Linked DNA regions of Homo sapiens: region 1 is linked to region 2. A link is a contact called in ENCODE Hi-C or POLR2A ChIA-PET data. All regions are on one chromosome and are shown on one strand. Each heading gives the region's core, a stretch centred on a gene start or an enhancer-like site at or near the end of the contact. The rest is flanking DNA. Distances are from core to core; before and after follow the strand shown. Region 1 overlaps HRH1 (histamine receptor H1). Region 2 overlaps HRH1 (histamine receptor H1).

Region 1 (2,700 bases), core at 69-2,568, 37 kb after region 2:
TTTAGTTCAATATCATCAATCACTTTTTTTTTCCTCAAGAAGAGAACAGCCTGAATGACTTTGGTCTTTGAAAGTGTATTTCTCAGAGTTTAATCTCCAAGGATTCGGAACAAAATGAACACATTATTCATCCTATCCTGAAATGATACTTGTGTGTGTGCTGGGTGTGGTGGTGTAATCACTGTGTCCTTGTCTCATGTTAGCACGGATATCCATATTTTCGAATTCCTTGGAATCTTTATTTAAAGCGTTTGTTTATTTTCCTCTTTTCACAGTGAAAAAGAGGATGATGTATTCACTGTATCCTTTTCTCACGTTAGCACGGATGTCCATGTTTTCAATTCCCTGGAATCTTTATTTAAAGTGTTTATTTATTTCCCTCTCTTCACAATGGAAAAGAGGATGGAGTGGGGGGAGTATGTGAAGTTCACTGGAAGGTCTTAGCAGATGGGTGCCACCTGGGCCTTTAAGTGAAACTTGCTCTTCAGTCACTCTGGGATCTCTTAGTGCAGGCACCAAGCCCTAAAAACTCCAGAAGCCTCTCTTTCCACATCATTAAAATGGGAGGCTGGGGGCAGAATTATTTTGGTGAGGTTACCAGCACGGTAAACGATTAAGGATTAAACGATTGAGGATTAAACGATGCAATATGGAAACTCTCCCAGCCTGATGCAATCCTGAAAATATTTCTTTTCTTTTTCTTTTCCTTTTTTTTTTTTTTTTTTTTTTTTTTTTTGAGATGGAGTCTTGCTCTGTCAACCAGGCTGGAGTGCAGTGGCGTGATCTCAGCTCACTGCAACCTCTACCTCCCAGGTTCAAGCAATTCTCCTGCCTCAGCCTCCCGAGTAGCTGGGATTACAAGCATGCGCCACCACGCCCTGCTAATTTTTTTGTATTTTTAGTAGAGACGGAGTTTCACCATATTGGCCAGGGTGGTCTCGAACTCCTGACCTTGTGATCTGCCCACCTCAGCCTCCCAAAGTGCTGGGATTGTAGGCGTGAGCCACTGCGCCCAGCCTCTCCCTTGCTTTTTGAGGTCAGAAAGTAAGAGATAACTGAGCTGGGCTTTTAATGCTGCCTTTGTTTGTTTGTTTGTTTGTTTGTTTGTTTTGCCATTTAGTGATAATATCCTTCAGTTTCCCTTTCCTGCACTTAGCTTTAAAAATCCCAGCCTGTCACACCAGGGCTGGGGGTTGTGGGGAGCAGACAAACAATCAAACAAGTTCAATCTCTTAAACCAAATTATAAAATGAGAAAGATCACAGATGTGCGGGAGGAAAGGGTTTGATGTAGCTCAGTCATTCCTCTCCTTCCACTTCTGATGACTAATTTAGAAGTTACGCATAACATCTCACTGCCCCTTTCACAAGAAATCATGATATCTATTTTATCTAAATCTTGGTTCTGGCTAAAGCAGTTCTTCCGCTAAGCAACTAGTTTGTTTTCATTTAAATGAAACTGAAGAATCTTATAGCTGATCCTGTTTCCCAGCACTGGTGTAGTGAAATAGATTTTAAAAACAGACAGATCTGGAACCCAGAGCAGCCTCTTTCTTCATCCACTGAAAAATTTTAAAAACAACTTGATTGAGGTGTAATTTACCTATCATAAAATTCACCCATTCTAAGTGAATCATACAATTCAGTTATCGTTAGTAAATGTACAGAGTTGTATAAACATCATCAGAATCCAAGTTTAGAACATTTCTGTTTTTTCCAAAAGATCCCTTCCTGTCCCCCCCTCCACTACCAGGCAACCACTAATCTATTCTCTGTCTCTATAAATTTGCCAATTCTGGACGTTTCATATAAATGGAATCATTCAATGTGTTGCCTTTTGTGTCTGGCTTCATTCACCTAGCATGATGTTTTTCCAGTTCACCCATGGTGTAGCTTGGAACAGTACTGTGTTTCTTTTTATTGACAAATGGACCACATTTTAATCAAAATCCATTCACCAGTTGATGAACATTTGGTTTTTTTCCACTTTTTGGTGGTTATGAATAATGCTATGAGTATCTGCATACAAGTTTTTCTGTGGTCACACGATTAGTTCTCTTGGGTATATATCTAGGTGTGGAATCACTGAGTCATATGGTAACTATGTTTAACCATTTGAAGAACTATCAGATTGCTTTTCACAGTAGCTGCACCATTTGACATTTCCACCAGCAGTGTTTCAGAGTTCTTCTTTCTCCACATCTTCACCAACACTTGTTATTGTCCTTCTTTTTAAATTATAGTCATCCTAGTCCATGTGAAGTGGTATCTCACTGTGGTTTTGATTTTCATTTCCCTAATGACTAATGATGTTGAACATCCTTTCATGTGCTTTTGAGCCATTCCTCTATCTTATTTGGTGAAATGTCTATATAAATCCTTTGCCTATTTATAAATTGGGTTATTTATCTTCTTATGATTGAGTTGGAAGTGTTCTTTGTGTATTTTGGATACATCAGATATATGATATATCAGATATATGACCTATAAATATTTTCTTCCATTCCATAGCTTTTCATTTTCTTAGTGGTACCTCTTGAAACCCAAAAGTTTCTCATCTTGATGAAGTCCAATTTAGCAGTTTTTAAAAATTCCTTATGCCTTTGGTGCTGTGTCTCAGAAATCTTTGCCTAACTCAAGGTCACAAAAATTTAGCTCATACATTTAGGACTATCATCAATTATGAGTAATTTTTGTGTAT
Region 2 (2,700 bases), core at 190-2,689:
ATACATTTCCTTATTACATAAGCCAAGTGAGTTGGGGTTTTCTGTTACTCACAGCCTAGATCATCCTAATGACTACTCTATGCCATAGAGAGACCATATGGTCTGTGACTGTTTGGAGAATACAGCAGGGACATGGGCTCAGCTCTGCCGTTGAAGAGCCTGGGACATCCTTTGTGCACAGCTTGGATGCCACTTCTCCACAAAGCTTCCTAGAGGCCAGGCCAGGAAATCATTCCTCCCTCCTCTGTCTAGCTTCTCCATGATCCAGGCATTCATCTCTTCCTGCAGCTTGTGAGCTCTCCAAGAGCAGGAACTATGTGCTGTTCATTTCTGCATCCCCACACTTATACCTCGCACAGAGTAGAAACTTGAAAACTGATTAGGGAATACATGGAAGGGTGAGGAAATTAATATTAATATATGACCATTACCTAACCCTTACGCAGAAAGTCATTTCCCCTGATCATTCCATTTGGCTTACAAATGAGTAAGGCATTTCCCTGCTCTGGGGCTCAGCTCCTTCATCTGGGAAATGGGAAGGCTGGACTAGATCACCAGCTCAAAAAAACTCCATGACTTAATATCATTTTATAGTAATGGCCTACTATGTGCAGAGCTGTGAAATAGAGGAAAAGATTAGACATATCCCCTTCCATTAAGATGCTGAGGGTCTAGAGTAGAATTCTTTGTTTTTTAAGGGGGAATAGATCCCTTTGAGGGCCTCTCCTCAGAAAGATGCCCCTGCCCTCAAAATGCTGTGTGCAGTTTTCGGGGATCTATCAGTGGATTCGCTAGAGAAAGGTATCCAGAGGCCCGCTGCTGCTTACTGGCCCTGTCCAAACTGGAGCTCAAACAGAGGAAACATGCCATCTTTCTCAGAGGATCCCCTCAGTCTAGAAGGGGAAGCAGAGTGCACATAAACCAATTGCCCTACGGCCAGAGAGGGGCTGACAGAGGCAAGCCTCTGATGTGCAGGAGAAGGATTTGACTTGCCCTGCTTGTATGGAAGTTTGCCAGGTGCTCAGATGGAGGAAGCCCTTTCATAGGCAAAGGGGACAGCATGTGCACAAGCTCCAAAGTCTGAAAGGGCACGGGGTATTATGGGATGGTGAGTAATGGTGCAACCAGAGCAAAGCAGAGAGACTAGACTTGGGGGACGGTAGAGGGCAGTGGGAGGGGCAGAGAAAGACATGAGGGAGAGGAGCTAAGAGGAAGTCACTGTGTCCTGGATGCTTTGGGGTGTGTGCCTAACAGTGGGGATCAGAGTGAGGGAAACCTCTGCAGAGGTTCATAAGGACCTGAGGTTAAACATGGGGTTCCAAGAAACAGGCTGAAAAAACAGCATATCCTTAGACTAGTCGGAGAAGGGCTGTCTGAAAATTCCAGGTGTCACCAGGGCTGTTGCCACACCCTCAAGGGGGACATGCCCAGGAAGAAAGCTAGCCTGTCTGGGCCTTGCCAAGTGCCTGCTGAGTTGCTCACAGGAAGCATGTCCAGCTGGGAAAAATAAAAGCGGGGACCTTGCCCCTCTCTGTGAAGTCCAGGCTATTGTTAACTTTTCCGAGAAGTTAAAGGAAATCATTTGTCTGCCGCCCAGGCCTGTGGCAGTGTTGGGCAGTCTCTTGTTTTGCCAAATTGCCTGGGCTGGCTGTCTCCACATACTCCCCCCTCACCGGGGCAGGCACCAGGACTGAAGAGCTGGAGGTCTTGGGGTAATTCAGAGGTGGGGAAAATGGATTCTTCCTTAATACATACGGTTGAGTTTTGCGGTAGATAAAATTATTTCTAATTTCTAATAAAAGGAAAGATTAAAAGGAAACTTTGAGGCTGGCCGCTGTAGCTCACGCCTGTAATCCCAACACTTTGGGAGGCCAAGGGGGGCAGATCATGTGAGGTCAGGAGTTCATGACCAGCCTGGCCAACATGGCGAAACCCTGTCTCTACTAAAAATACAAAAATTGGCCCGGTGTGGTGGTGAGCGCCTTGTAATCCCAGCTACTCGGGAGGCTGAGGCAGGAGAATCACTTGAACCCAAGAGGCAGAGGTTGCAGTGAGCCAAGATCACACCACTGCACTCCAGCCTGGGTGACAGAGCAAGACTCCATCTCAATAAATAAATAAATAAATAAATAAATAAATAATTAATTAAAAATAAAGGGAACCTTTGTTTGGGAGCCACTTTAACTAGATGATTTCTAAGACTTCTTCCAGCTTTTAGCATCCTGACCCTATGTGGTATTGACCTCCTGGCCCCCACCCTCCTCCATCCCCTAGCCAAGATGTTTTGTTTTGTTTTAACGAAGACTTTATTTTTCTTCAAGCAGTCTTAGGGTCACAGCAAAATTCTGCTGAAGATATAGAGATTTACATGTACCCTCTGTCCTCACATATGCACAGTCCCCTGCACTGTCAACATCCCCACAGAGTGGTGCATTTGTTACCACGGATGAGCCTACATGACACATCATTGTCACCCAGAGCCACAGTTTCCATGAGGGCTCCCTCTTGATGTTGCACTTTCTGTGGGTTTGGACAAATGGATAATATGTATCCATCATTCTAATACCGTGCATTTTTTACTCTCCTAAAAATCATCTGTGATCTGCCTATTCATCCCTTCCCCTGCCCAAATCCTGCTAACCATTGATCTTTTTACTGTTTCCAAAGTTTTGCCTTTTCCAGGACGTCATACAGTTGGAA

Evidence for each region. A loop is a pair of places that touch in the nucleus more often than their neighbours do. ChIA-PET counts read pairs that join two places held with the same protein, here RNA polymerase II (POLR2A). Pooled maps may share reads with other maps.
Region 1: a map of endothelial cell of umbilical vein shows a loop between it and region 2 (5-fold over the local background). The contact joins two enhancer-like sites. A Hi-C loop is called at or near these places in 3 of 168 maps with a recorded cell type or tissue (PC-3, chondrocyte and endothelial cell of umbilical vein) and 4 of 50 pooled maps. POLR2A ChIA-PET finds 5 or more read pairs at or near these places in 11 of 52 experiments (AG04449, BJ, MCF 10A and 8 more).

Annotation. Positions count from the first base shown.
Region 1 is chr3:11,236,958-11,239,657 of GRCh38, forward strand. All of the region lies in intron 1 of HRH1 (histamine receptor H1), which reads left to right. Among named protein-coding and RNA genes, the nearest start is that of ATG7, 34 kb to the right of the region's middle. Within about 2 kb of position 1,319, at least 6 of the 41 ENCODE cell types and tissues checked have a DNase peak (open chromatin) inside an H3K27ac peak, as active enhancers do; they include PC-3 and endothelial cell of umbilical vein, where a contact is called at or near this core.
Region 2 is chr3:11,200,297-11,202,996 of GRCh38, forward strand. All of the region lies in intron 1 of HRH1 (histamine receptor H1), which reads left to right. The region is part of intron 2 of LOC102723663 (a long non-coding RNA gene); the gene reads right to left. Among named protein-coding and RNA genes, the nearest start is that of HRH1, 47 kb to the left of the region's middle. Within about 2 kb of position 1,440, at least 5 of the 41 ENCODE cell types and tissues checked have a DNase peak (open chromatin) inside an H3K27ac peak, as active enhancers do; they include PC-3 and endothelial cell of umbilical vein, where a contact is called at or near this core.